Linked DNA regions of Homo sapiens: region 2 is linked to region 1. Evidence: chromatin contacts called from ENCODE Hi-C or POLR2A ChIA-PET data. All regions are on one chromosome and are shown on one strand. The core of a region is the stretch at or near the end of the contact, and the rest is flanking DNA. Distances in the headings are between cores, read along the strand shown. Region 1 has its middle 13 kb from the start of RPS14. Region 2 overlaps CCDC69 (coiled-coil domain containing 69).

Region 1 (6,426 bases), core at 3,412-5,911:
AGGGAGATGGGAGGCACAGCAGGAAGGCAGGCCTGGAATCTAGATTTGAAAAAGCACAAGCTTTGGAGTGAGATGGCCTGGATTCAAGTCTCTAGGGCTGCTACTGAGTGGCTATGTGGCCCCGTGTCCGTGGCTCCACCTGGGCTCCCTCCTCTACCTGGGCAATGCCCATTTCTGGTAAGAATCTGAGTGTGTATAAGCTAAGCCTATTGTTGCTGAATAAATGCTAGTTCTCACTCAAATGCCCCTCTGGGAAGCAATCAGGCCCTAGGGCCCCCCATCTGCCACTCTTTGCTGCCATAAATATGCTCCATAAATATTTATTGAATAAACAAATGAATAAATGAATGCTGCCTGCCCAAAATATAAGGGAAGGCTTTGAACCCATCTATCAGGAGACACAGCAGACTCTGACAGAACTTGCTGGGTGGCCTCATTTTTACAAGAATATATAATAATAACTAACCTTTCTAAAGCACTCACTACCTATCAGGCTTTGCTGGGAACTGCAGAGCACTCGGTTTTCCCAGCAGCACTATCAGGAGCTATGACTATTATCCCCGGGCTCCAGATTAGGAACACTGAGGCATGGAGAGGCCACAGAACCCTGAGGTCACACTGCTAGTTGGTGGCAGAGCCTAGACTTGGACTCAAGCAGCCTGACCCCAGAGCCCCTGTTCCTTGCTCTGGGATGGCTCCTGGGGCTTTTATTTTATTTTTATTTTTATTCTATTTAAGATGGAGTCTTGCCCTGTTGCCAAGGCTGGAGTGCAGTGGCATGATCTCGGCTCACTGCAACCTCCGCCTCCTGGGTTCAAGCGATTCTCCTGCCTCAGCCCCCCGAGTAGCTTGGATTACAGGCACCCATCACCACGGCTGGCTAATTTTTGTAATTTTTAGTAAAGACAGGGTTTCACCATGTTGGCCAGGCTGGTCTTGAACTCTTGACCTCAAGAGATTCACCAGCCTTGGCCTCCCAAAGTGCCGGGATTACAGGCGTGAGCCACCGCACCCAGCTCTGGGGGTTTTTAGCCTCCCCTTCCCGGCTTCCCGCTTTCTCGGCCAAGGACTCCTATGGGGTGAGACTCCCTTTCTCAGGTTGGTGCTGCTTAGGGCTTCCCAGCGGTCTTAGAGGCTCCTGCAAATCAGCCTTGGGGAGCGTATGTGGGAGATGAAGTGGGGGCTCTGCCCAGCCCGAGACTGTTGCTCAGGTCCTTTTTCAGAGACTAATTCTCTGCAGCTTTCTGGTTGCTTCCTGCCTCAGAGTGAGGCAGGAAGCAAGGCCAACAGGGATTTTGGCTCCAGCTCCTTTGTCCTCACTCAGCTCATCCTCCCCCTCCCCTACTCCAACTTCTGGATCAGCCTCTTTTTTGCCTAACCAGGGACCTTGAACTTAATGTTCACTCCCAGGCCGACTTCCCAGTGTGAGAGCAGCAACTCAGGGCTGGGAATCCAGAGACTGCCAAGAACTGAAGGGTGCTTTTCCTTCCGGGCGGGCAGATTTGGAGAAAGCCTGCCCTGAGATGGGAGAGATAGGGGTGGGTCTGGAATGTGCAAGCGGCCCACACCTGCACATCAATTTACAAAGAAGCTCCACGGTGATCCAGTGATCCTGTTGGTTCATCCCCAACCACCCCGGTTAGAGATGGGTTAGCTTGTTATCATCCCAATTGAACAGAAGAGGAAACAGGCTCAGGGGGATTTAGTGACCTGTTCATGACTATGTAGACATTTAGGGGCAAAAGCAAATGTTTACCCAATTCTGCAAAGATTGTATAATAATACTTTTTTTTTTTGTGGAGTCTTGCACTATTGCCCAGGCTGGAGTGCAGTGGCGCGATCTCGACTAATCCTGCCGCCACGCCTGGCTAATTTTTGTATTTTTAGTAGAGACGGGGTTTCATCATGTTGGCCAGGCTGGTCTCGAACTCCTGACCTCAGGTGATTCACCCGCCTCGGCCTCCCAAAGTGCTGGGATTACAAGTGTGAGCCACTGTGCCCAGCCATAATACTATTATTATTGCAAATATTTTCTAAGTTCTGACTGTGCCAAAAGCTTTCCTCTTATTACCTCGTTTAATCCTCTCAACAACTCTAAGAAGTAGTGATCCCTATTTTACAGATGAGGGAACTAACTGAGGCTCAGAGAAGCAAATCACCTGCATAAAGTACACTTAGTCACATCCACTAATCAGAATGTGAAAGCCAGATTTGAACTCAAGTTTGTCTGGCTCTAAAGTCTGAGGCTTCACAGGCAAGATTCTACCTCGGGTGGAGGAGTTATTGTTTGCCAATGCAGGGGGTGGGGTAAGCCTGACTTTACCCACCTTTTCATGATGCTGCTTCAGACCTGGTGCACACAGCCCTGGGAACCCTGCAGGCAGTGGGCCCGGAAGAATCTAACAGATACTGCAGAATTTGGGGGCACTCTGGGGCCATGTCTGAATGTGACCCCTCTCTGCACAGCAGCAGCCCCTGGTCTAGGCAAAGGTGGCCCTCTGACAGCCTCACAGATGAACTCTGCAAAAGCAGATTCATTCATTCACTCAACACCAGCCAAGAAGCCTTCACATCTCTACTCACAGACACCCAGTTATTTTGCCAACCTCCCAACCACGGCGAGCTACATAATTTGCAGGGCCCAAGTGCAAAATAAAAATGCAGAAGCCTTTGTTCAACCACTATTAAGAATTTCAGGGCCTGGTGCAGTGGCTCACACCTGTAATCCCAGCACTTTGGGAGGCCAAGGCAGGCAGATCACCTGAGGTCTGGAGTTCAAGACCAGCCTGGCCAACATACTGAAACTCCATCTCTACTAAAAATACAAAACTTAGCTGGGCATGGTGGTATGGGCCTGCAGTCCCAGCTACTCAGAAGCCTGAAGCAGGAGAATCGCTCAAACCTGGGAGGCGGAGGTTGCAGTGAGCAGAGAAAACGCCACTGCACTCACCAGCCTGGGAGACACAGCGAGACTCCGTCTCAAAAAAAAAAAAAAAAAAAAAAAAAAGAATTTCAGGACAGCAACCACAGTGCATTAACCAAGCATGGGCCCTGTGCAACTGTAGAGGTCACAGGCTCGTGGTGCCAGCCCTGTCCCCACCTCATCTCCCTTCTCCCTCTGGTTCTCCTCCTTACTCCTGGCCACTTTATCCTCCTTTCACATCCTCATGCTAAGCTCAGGGCTTTTGCAAAGACTGTTCTTCCTGTCAGGAACCCTTTCCCAATCTTCCCTCATAACTTAGTCCTTATGATTCAGGTCTCTGCTGAAATGTCACCTCCCTGGTGCCCCAGCCTAAAGTAGCCACCCACATAGCTCTCCATCCTGTCTGCAATTTATTCCCTTTATAGTCTGCACCACACTCTGTGACCTTATGTCTATCTGTTAGTTTACTGTTTACTGTCCATCTTCCCTGCTAGGATGTTGACTTGGGCAGGCATGGCCCACATCTGTCCTATTCAGCGCCGAATCCTCAGCGCCCAACCCAGTGCTTGGCTCACAGTATGTGTTCAATAATTATTTGTGGCCAGGTGTGGTGGCTCACACCTGTAATCCTAGCACTTTGGGAGGCCGAGGTGGGTGGATCATTTGAGGTCAGGAGTTCGAGACCAGCCTGGCCAACATGGTGAAACCCCGCCTCTAATAAAAATACAAAAATTAGCCAGTAGTGGCAGGCGCCTGCAGTCCCAGCTACTCGGGAGGCTGAAGCAGGAGAATCGCTTGAACCTGGGAGTTGGAGGTTGCAGTGAGCCAAGATTGCACCACTGGACTCCAGCCTAGGGGGTAGAGAGAGACTCTGTCTCAAAAAAATAAATAAAATAATAATAATTATTATTTATAAAACAATGAATGACTGAATGAATGAATGAATGGACACCAACATCCTAACAACATTCTCTCACCCTTATGTCTCTCCCTCAGCAACCCAGATGAACACAGGTGTTCCCCGAATGTCCTGGTACCTAAGACACCCCAATAGACAGCAAGGGAACCGAGAGAGGCAGGCAGATCCCAAGGCCTTGAAACAAGGACAGATGGAAGTGGCAAGGCCTAGAGAAGAGGAGAAAAGAAAGAAGGGTCGGGCCCAGTGGCTCACGCCTGTAATCCCAGCACTTTGGGAAGCTGAGGCAGGAGGATTGCTTGAGCCCAGGAGTTCAAGATCAGCCTGGGCAACATGGTGAAACCACATCTCTACAAATTAAAAAAGAGAAAAATAAAAAAGGAGGAGGGAGAGAGGAAGGAAAAAGGAGCCCACAGGAAGGAGAGAAGAGGTAGACAAAGAGGGGAGAACTTGTTGAGCGTGGTGATAATCCCATTTCTTCTCCTTATTAGTGAAACTAATAATTACTATTAATACCTGGCCCCTCCCTGGCCCTTTCATCCAGGTGGGTGGGGAGGTTTTGAAGATGAAAGTCTGGGGGGCCTCTCTAGATGCAGGTTTCGGGGATTCACAACTACTAATTAAGCTTGGCAGCCCCTCTAGTTCCCTCCCCCACCCCCGGGGATGCTGCACCAGCAGACTCAATGCCTTTCCAGGTGGGACACAGCAGGGAGCTGCTCCCTGGGCTGGGCCTCCTCCTGAGAGGTGTTGAGTAGCTGCAGTTGTGGGGGATGGGGCTGTCAGGCAAGACAGTCATGAGGAGGTGCCGGAAAGAGGAACCTCACACCAGGTGGCTGAGACTCAGGAGCCCTGCCCCCAGCTGAAATTACAGCCCCATCCCTGAGGCTGCCCCTCATCCCACCCCAGGGTCTGTGTGTCTCTGGACCCTGCCAGATGGTAGTGGGGGAATGGTGCCAAAGGGAGAGGAGGCTCCAACCAGACAAAGAGACAGAGCCAGCATATCCAGCTCCTCCGTGTGGCCCCAGGGGCACCGAGTCCTGCTATCTGGCATCCTCAGGGTCTATTTTGTTCCACCTCCCCTCAAAGAGGCCTCCTCTCTCTAGTGGCATCAGCCAGCCTGTCCTGCACACCTCCGGTGATGAGGCCTTCACTACCTGCCAGACTGTGGGCTGTGTGAAGGGATCTCATCCAATCCCTTGACATAAAATACAACCTAGAGGCTCCTGAGGTTACATCAGCAGTCCTGAACTTTCCAATAAGCTCCAACTGCTTGCCCCATCCTTCTACTAGGATATCACACAGAAGGCTCCAAAAATAGCAGGGCCTGAGCCTGATTCCAGCCTCCACCCAAGTTGTGACCTCCCCCTGGCTCTCCCCACCTTGGTTAATAGCCCCATCATCCACCCGTTGCTCAAGCCTAGAACCTACAATCATCCTCACCCCTCCATCCAATTCATCTGAAAATTCTACAGATTCTGCTTCCAAAGTATCTCTCAGATCTGACCATTGTTCTCCATCTTCACAGCTGCCATCGCGGTCTGAGCCCCCGTCACCTCTCACCAGCGTGACCGTCTCCACCTCCTCCTGCTCCCTCTCTTGCTCACCTTCAGCCAATTCTCCAAAGCCAGAGTAGACTTTCGTTTATTTTTTAAATTTATTTTATTTTTATTTTATTTATTTTATTTTTATTTTTTGTAAAGACAAGGTCTTGCTTGCTAAGTTGCCCAGTCTGGACTCAAACTCTTGGGCTCAAGCGATCCTCCCGCCTCAGCCTTCCAAAGTGCTGGGATTACAGGTGCAAGCCATCACTCCTGGCCCAGAGTGGACTTCTAAAGACAAATCAGAACATGTGGCTCCCTGCTTAAAGCTCTTCACTGCCTTCCCATGCAATCAGAATATAATCTACAGTTGGCCGGGCGCAGTGGCTCACGCCTGTAATCCTAACAGTTTGGGAGCCCGGAGCGGGTGGATCATTTGAGGTCAGGAGTTTGAGACCAGCCTGGCCAACATGGTGAAACCCTGTCTCTACTAAAAATACAAAAATTAGCCGGGCGTGGTGGCACGTGCCTGTAATCCCAGCTACCTGGGAGGCAGAGGTTGCAGAGAGCCGAGATCGCGCCACTGCACTCCAGCCTGGGCGACTGAGCAGAACTGTTTCAAAATAATAATAATAATAATAATAATAATAATAATAATAACAACAACAACAACAACAACAACAACAACGATAATAATAAATCTACACTCCTTGACAAGGCAGGGCCTAGCAGGCCCAGAGGATCTGGCCCCTGCCCTCAGGGACAGCCCTAACACTCTTCTCTCTCCTGGCCCCAGCCCCGCCTCCTTGCAGTTCCTCGGGCTCCTCCCAATTTTGGCAGCCTGTGCACTGCTGTCCTCTCTGCCCCTAAGGCTGCTCCTCCAGCCCTCCTCATGGCTGCACCTCGCACGCTTCAGGTCTCAGCTTCCATATCTCCTCCTGAGCCCTCCCTGTGCCTGAGCCCTGCCCACCTCGAGAGTGAGCCTACCTTGGAATCTTCTCAGGTGTGCGTATTTCCTTCATAGCCCTTACCACAATCTCTAATAATAA
Region 2 (6,389 bases), core at 2,170-4,669, 750 kb before region 1:
CCAGATACCTAAGGGCTCCCATTTTTGCTTCAGTTGGCTGTTAGGCTTGGGACCTGTGCTTCATGTCAGCACTGTGTTTCTTTTTTGTCATAAAAAGGGAAGAAAAGATGAAATTTTAAATTAATTGCACAGAAACAGGCTGCTATATAAATCAAGACAGTGAAACTCTGGTTAGGAGGGGCTGCCCCCTGACATCTCAGGGTGCATAGATCAGCCAGTGAACAGAAGTCTGAGACCTGCCTGGAAAAGGAGCTCTAAGGGGTCTCAGTATGAAATTCATGAATGTTCATATTCAAAAAATAAACTCGAAGAGTGTAAGTACCCTCCCAACGAAAGGAAGAGCCTCTCAGATGACCCTAGTTCTGGCTCTGACACCTCAGGGTGTACTTGGGCTTCCGTCCACACGGCTGGCACTCGGTCCTCTGCATCATCCTCCCTCAGCACTGTGAGCCGTCCCCAGTGACCAGGGGAGAGGGCCAGACTGGGAGCCCCCACTGCAGCAGGACTGGCAGTGGGGAGGGAGCTCCTGCTGTCCCACCTTGGCAGAGAAAAGGAGCAAGAGAAGATCCATCCATCTTTAGCAGATCTAAACCCATCCATTACCTGAAGACAAGCCATCCTATTTGTCTTGCAAGGTGAATCTTAATCCCTAAAAATAGTTTATCTTGTGTCACCTTATTTTCAAATCTGAACCTTCCAGAACATCTAGGCCAAACACTGTACTATACCTAAAACAGCCATCCACATCCATGCATCCCCCCAAGACAAGTGATATGCAGTCTGACCTACTTCCAGATTTCCTCCTCTCTGCAATGGAGTTTTTTTTCACTGAGTGTACAATGACCTTTGTGGCTTTCCTCGCCATTTTCTACTGCCCCATGTGACCCTGCCCCTGTGCCTTCCTTAAGGAAATGGCCTGGACATCAGAAAAGCTGTTACCTTTACTGGATTCAGTAATGTCCCCTCCTACATTTACATTCACCCAGAACCTGTAAATGCGACATTATTTGAAATAGGGTCTTTGCAGGGGCCATTGAGTTAAAATGAGGTCACATTGGATGGGCCCTAATCCAGTGACTGGTGTCCCAACAAGAAGAGGGAAATTTGGACACAGACACACAGGGAGAAGAGCAGGGAATGAAGTGACACATCTCCCAAGCCAGAGAACGAAGGATTGCCAGCACCCACCAGGATCTGGGAGAGAGGGAGGTAACAGATCCTCCCTCAGAGCCTCCAGAAGAGCCAGCTCGGCTGATACCTTGAATTTACACTTCTAACTTCCAGAACTGTGAGAGAATACATTTCTGTTGTTTTCAGCCACCAAGTGCGTGGTAATTTGTTACAGCAGCTTTAGGAAACTTTCATATCGCAAGGTTAATTGCTCCTTACCCACCCTCTCACCCCCAGCCCCAAGTTGCCAGCAATCAAAAATGACAGCAAGAACCCAGTGCCTCCCTTTGGAACCCATCTTGGCAGCAGAAGAGGCAGCACTGTAAACAAGGAGGTGCCTGGACAGGGCCCATTGCTTTTGGACACCAGCAGCTGCATCTGTAGAGGAAAGAGCACTGGACTGGGAGTCAAGAATGGGGCCTACTTCTTTATATTTTTTATTGATATATAATATTTTACATACTTCTCAGGTACATATGATATTTTGTTAGGTGCATAGACTGTGTAATGATCAAGTCAGGGTATTTGGAGTTTCATCACCTCGAGTATTTATCATTTCTATGTGTTGGGAACGTTTCAAGTCCTCTCTTCTAGCTATTTTAAAGTATACAGTTCATGGTTGCTATGGAACATTAGAATGTAGTCCTTCCATCTGGCTGTATGTTTGTATCGTTTGACCAGCCTTTCTTCATTCCCCGCACCCCACACACACGTCCTTCCCAACCTCTGGTATTCATCATTCTAACAATGGGTCCACTTCTGCCTCTTTTGCTAACTATTCTCTTCCCCAGCCTTGATTTCTCTGTCTGTACCTTGACTCTGGGGGAGGCTTTCAGGTTCCAAGAGAGGTACCTTTTTCTTGTTGTTGTTAATTTCTTTGTATATAAGTAATTCTTGAATGCGTTGTTGCTTTAAAAATCCTAAGAATTGGCCAGGCGTGGTGGCTCACGCCTGTAATCCCTGCACTTTGGGAGACTGAGGCGGGCGGATCACCTGAGGTCAGGAGTTTGAGACCAGCCTGACCAACATGGTGAAACCCCGTCTCTACTAAAAATACAAAAATTAGCCGGGCGTGTGGCACGTGCCTGTAATCTCAGCTACCCAGGAGGCTGAGGCAGGAGAATCGCTGGAACCTGGGAGGCAGAGGCTGCAGCGAGCCGAGATCGCACCACTGCACACCACTCGCTCTAGGTGACAGAGCAAGACTCAGTCTCAAAAAAAAAAAAAAAAAAAAAAAATCCTAATAATTTAGGTAAAATGTAAAATGGAAGCTACCCTTCCTTGACCACAGTAATTTTAGTCCATTCTCTGGAGATGACAACTGTTATCAGTTTGTGCTTTTCTAGGTACTTTTTCCTATGCATTTTTTTATCATTAGTAATAGTTGGCCGGGCATGGTGGCTCACGCCTGTAATCCCAGCACTTTGGGAGGCTAAGGCGGGCAGATCACCTGAGGTCAGGAGTTCAAGATCAGCTTGGTCAACATGGTAAAACCCTGTCTCTACTAAAAATACAAAAATTAGCTGGGCATGGTGGCACATGCCTGTAGTCCCAGTTACTGGGGAGGCTGAGGCAGGAGAATTGCTTGAACCTGGGAGGTGGACGTTGCAGTGAGCCAAGAATACACCACTGCACTCCAGCCTGGGTGACAGAAAAGAAATAGTTTAGTTTGGATATTGGTATTTTACCAAATGCCTTTCCATCTTTGTACATAAAGGTCTACTTCACTCTCTTAAACATATGAATGAAATGACATAGTATTATGTCCCTGAGTATATCCAGCCAGTCCTCAGTTTACAGCATTTCCCTACTGCAAATGGTCCTGCCCTGAGCATCCTGTGCATCCTCCTTGTCCTCACTAATGGGTACTTATTTCTGTTCACAGTGCTACTGTAGAATTAGGAGCATGCTGCGTGCAACTTGGGAGATGGCTGAGCTCTGTCATTCTCTGCTTTCAGGCAATCCCGCCCTCTCTTTTACAACCACCCTTACACTGTCTGCTGAAGAACAGGGGATGGTGTGGAGGGCTCCAGGTTCTCACCCAGGCCTCCTGAGCAAGGGACCCTCCTTTCCTGCTCTCCAGAGAAGCCCCCTCCATGACCAGAGCTAACAGCTGAGTGTGTCAAACTGCCTCTGCCCTGCCCAGAGCAAACAAGCCGGACAGGATCGACAGAAGATGAGATAGCAAGATGACCTCACTCTGCCCCTTCTTCCCCATCCACAGCATGTCAAAACCAGAAGGGCTCTTACGTATCCCATTGCACAATTCCATGCCATGCAGAGGAGGGTACAGAAGCACAGAAAAGGAAGAGTGTCCACTCAAGGTCACACAGCAAGCAGATGGCAAGCTAGGACCTTGGCTCTGGACTCTCAATTTGCCATTGGACTGTGAGACAGGTATCCAGGCGCTCAGCCTCAGATGGCAAGCTAGGACCTTGGCTCTGGCCTTCCAGTTTGCCATTGGACTGGGAGACAGGTATCTGGGCCCTCAGCCTGTCTCTTTCCCCACCCCCATCCAGCTACTGACACCATTTTCTGTCCAGCTCCTTCAGGGTCCTGCCTGCCAGGCTGACCCAAATGCTAGAAATAATGTCTAGTGCTTTTGCCAGCTCCAGGCCCTCTGAGGCAACCAGAACTAGCAGACACCCTGGGAAGCTGATATGGGACAAGAAAACGGGAGCCCTAGGGAGGAAGAAAATAAATAAGGTGTATTAGAAAGGCTTTCTCTAGGCCTCAGTGTCATCGTCTGTGAAGTGAGGCCTTGCACTCAAGGCCCTTCTGATGCTTGTCTGCTGTGGTCTGGCTCACCAGGTGCAGGGGTATTTAAGAAGGAAGTGGTCCTTTGCTCCCCTGAGACACCTCATCAGTTGGTCAGATAGGAGCAGTGGAGACCACATCCGCCCCTGACTTGTGTGCTCTGGGGGTCCTGCAGGTGTTCAGAGCATAGGCCGTGTCCCCGGTGCAGCGGAGTGGTGCAGCCTGGCACTTCTAACTTTAAGTTGGTTGTACAATCACATTGGACTGTCCTCCAGCCAGTGAGGAAATGTTGACCACACACTATATGATATGAAGGGGATGAATTAAATCTTTAATGTCCCTGGCAGTGTTTGAGTTTCAATGACATCAAATTCAGGCATTACTTTGGCAGAATATCTCTGCCCATCTTAGAGATGGGGAGGCTAAGGCCTGTATTTATGGTGTTCTGTCTGAGCTTCTGTAATTCGGGTGTGAACACTAACATTTCTCAACAGCCCTGATCATTTAGGCCCCGCCCTTCCTCCCCGAAGGCCCTGGAGTGGGGCCCCTTGGGCCACACTCCCCGCCTCCTTCCTGCCTCTACCCTCGGCCAATAGGCTCTGACTGTGGTTACTTAGATCCCAGCACTAGTGGTGCTGGGCCAGACACCGGAAAGGCAGCTCTGATATTGAGGAGGGTGTGACCTGAGCCCCTTGAGACTTAGAATCACCTCTCCCCTACAGGCTCAGCTACTCAGATAAAGCTGACCCTGGCATCAGGGGGACGGAAAGGACTCTAGCCTCAGCTGTGAGTCTGGATTCTCCCCAGGGCTCTGCTTCCCTGCTTTGCAGCTTCTGACAAGTTATCTGCCCACCCACCTCTGGGCCTCAGCTTTTCTATCTGGAAAAAGGAGGTGGGGATTGGAGTCAGCTGCCTCCTGGGGCCCTTCCAACCCTGCTCTGGGTTCCCGTAAGCCTTCCTCAGCCAGGATAGGTGTGATAGAACTACATGCTCAGAGGAAGCCAGGCCTGTGATGTATGGGACACGGAGGAGCTGGGTGAACTCTTAAGGAGTCTTCTTTAATTACTAAATTCTCTAAGTTAAGCAGGAACAATGAGGACACAAAGCACTTAATCAGAAATACACAAGCCTTGAAGGCTGACAAACAGAATGGAGTGATGGCTCCCAAAGAGGGCTAGCTCAAGTCTCTGCAGGACAGGCTGAACCTCCCTCAGGGCTACTCTTACCTTCCATCCTACTAGGATTCCCAAGGTAGGGAATAGCTGGGCGGCTTCTATCCAAGTTGCTTCTGCCTAATTCACTCTTGCCTGGTGAGGCTCAGAATTTGAGGGTAGTTGGCCGGGCATGGTGGCTCACGCCTATAATCCCAGCACTTTGGGAGGCCGAGGCGGGTGGATCACTAGGTCAGGAGATTGAGACCATCCTGGCTAACATGGTGAAACCCCATCTTCACAAAAAATACAAAAAAAAAAAAATAGCCGGACATGGTGGTGGGCACCTGTAGTCCCAGCTACTCAGGAGGCTGAGACAGGAGAATGGCGTGAACCCAGGAGGCAGAGCTTGCAGTGAGCCGAGATCACGCCACTGCACTCTAGCCTGGGCAACTGAGCAAGACTCCGTCTCAAAAAATAAAAAATAAAAAATAATTTGAGGGAAGTTTAGGGGTCTATCCCAAAGGCTTGAGTATGTGACTACAGCCATTCACCCCAAAATGCTGCTCCCTGAATAGCATTCAACAGAGCTCCCTGAGGTTCCATTAATGCTGGTGGTCTTTACATGCCATGTAGTAGATAATTTCTTTATGCTTACCAGAGGCTTTCACTTGCCGAACATCAGTGATGCTTTTTAGAATTATAGACTGTTAGAGTTCAGGGTTCTAAAAGATCACCAGTCCAATCTACAGCATGAAGTTTGACTCTCCAACCTCTTCTTGCATGCTACTAATGATGGAGCGCTCACTTCCACCACGATTCCCCACCCTCCAATGAGGCAGCCTACCAGTTTGTGATGGTTCTGAAATTTTTCTTCATACTGAACTGAAACTTCTGGAACCTCCTCATGCTTGGCCACAATCCTGTCCTCCAAGGCTGTAGATGACACGCCAGCAGCTTCTACCCATGACATTCCTGCTGAGATTTGAAGACAATATCAGGTCTTCCTGCCTGTTCTCAAGGCTGACCAACTCTTGTTCTGTTAACAGCCCCTCCTATAATTTGGTTTTGAGCCACCTCCTACATCCTGTCGGTTTCTTTGGGACGTCTTCCAGTGTGTCAGTTTACCCTCTAAAATGAGAGTATACTCTAGAGCATCTCACCAGCCCCAATCTGAGCTCATGTGGCTCTCCATGGCTCTGGACACTGTCTTCTCATTCTACCCTGACTCTGTCTGCTTTTGACAGCTGTGTCCTACTATCTCAGGTTTGCTTCAGGTTGAACCTACTGCAGGGCTCTGGTCTGCTTGAC

Evidence for each region. Hi-C counts contacts between places; a loop is a spot of excess contacts on that map. ChIA-PET counts read pairs that join two places held with the same protein, here RNA polymerase II (POLR2A). Pooled maps may share reads with other maps.
Region 2: a pooled map shows a loop between it and region 1 (7-fold over the local background). The contact joins two enhancer-like sites. A Hi-C loop is called at or near these places in 2 of 37 single-sample maps with no recorded cell type and 5 of 50 pooled maps. POLR2A ChIA-PET finds 5 or more read pairs at or near these places in 2 of 52 experiments (OCI-LY7 and activated B cell).

What each region holds. Positions count from the first base shown.
Region 1 is chr5:150,459,651-150,466,076 of GRCh38, reverse strand. No RefSeq gene overlaps it. Among named protein-coding and RNA genes, the nearest start is that of RPS14, 13 kb to the right of the region's middle. RefSeq lists enhancers at 1,178-1,903, 4,693-5,012, 4,806-5,432, 6,202-6,301. Within about 2 kb of position 4,661, at least 6 of the 41 ENCODE cell types and tissues checked have a DNase peak (open chromatin) inside an H3K27ac peak, as active enhancers do; they include OCI-LY7, where a contact is called at or near this core.
Region 2 is chr5:151,212,426-151,218,814 of GRCh38, reverse strand. All of the region lies in intron 1 of CCDC69 (coiled-coil domain containing 69), which reads left to right. It overlaps LOC105378230 (a long non-coding RNA gene), which reads right to left. Exons shown (of 4, transcript NR_160730.1): 2 at 5,926-6,056. Among named protein-coding and RNA genes, the nearest start is that of CCDC69, 8.5 kb to the left of the region's middle. RefSeq lists enhancers at 3,868-3,927, 4,278-4,327, 5,108-5,187, 5,198-5,247, 5,958-6,147. Within about 2 kb of position 3,419, at least 11 of the 41 ENCODE cell types and tissues checked have a DNase peak (open chromatin) inside an H3K27ac peak, as active enhancers do; they include OCI-LY7, where a contact is called at or near this core.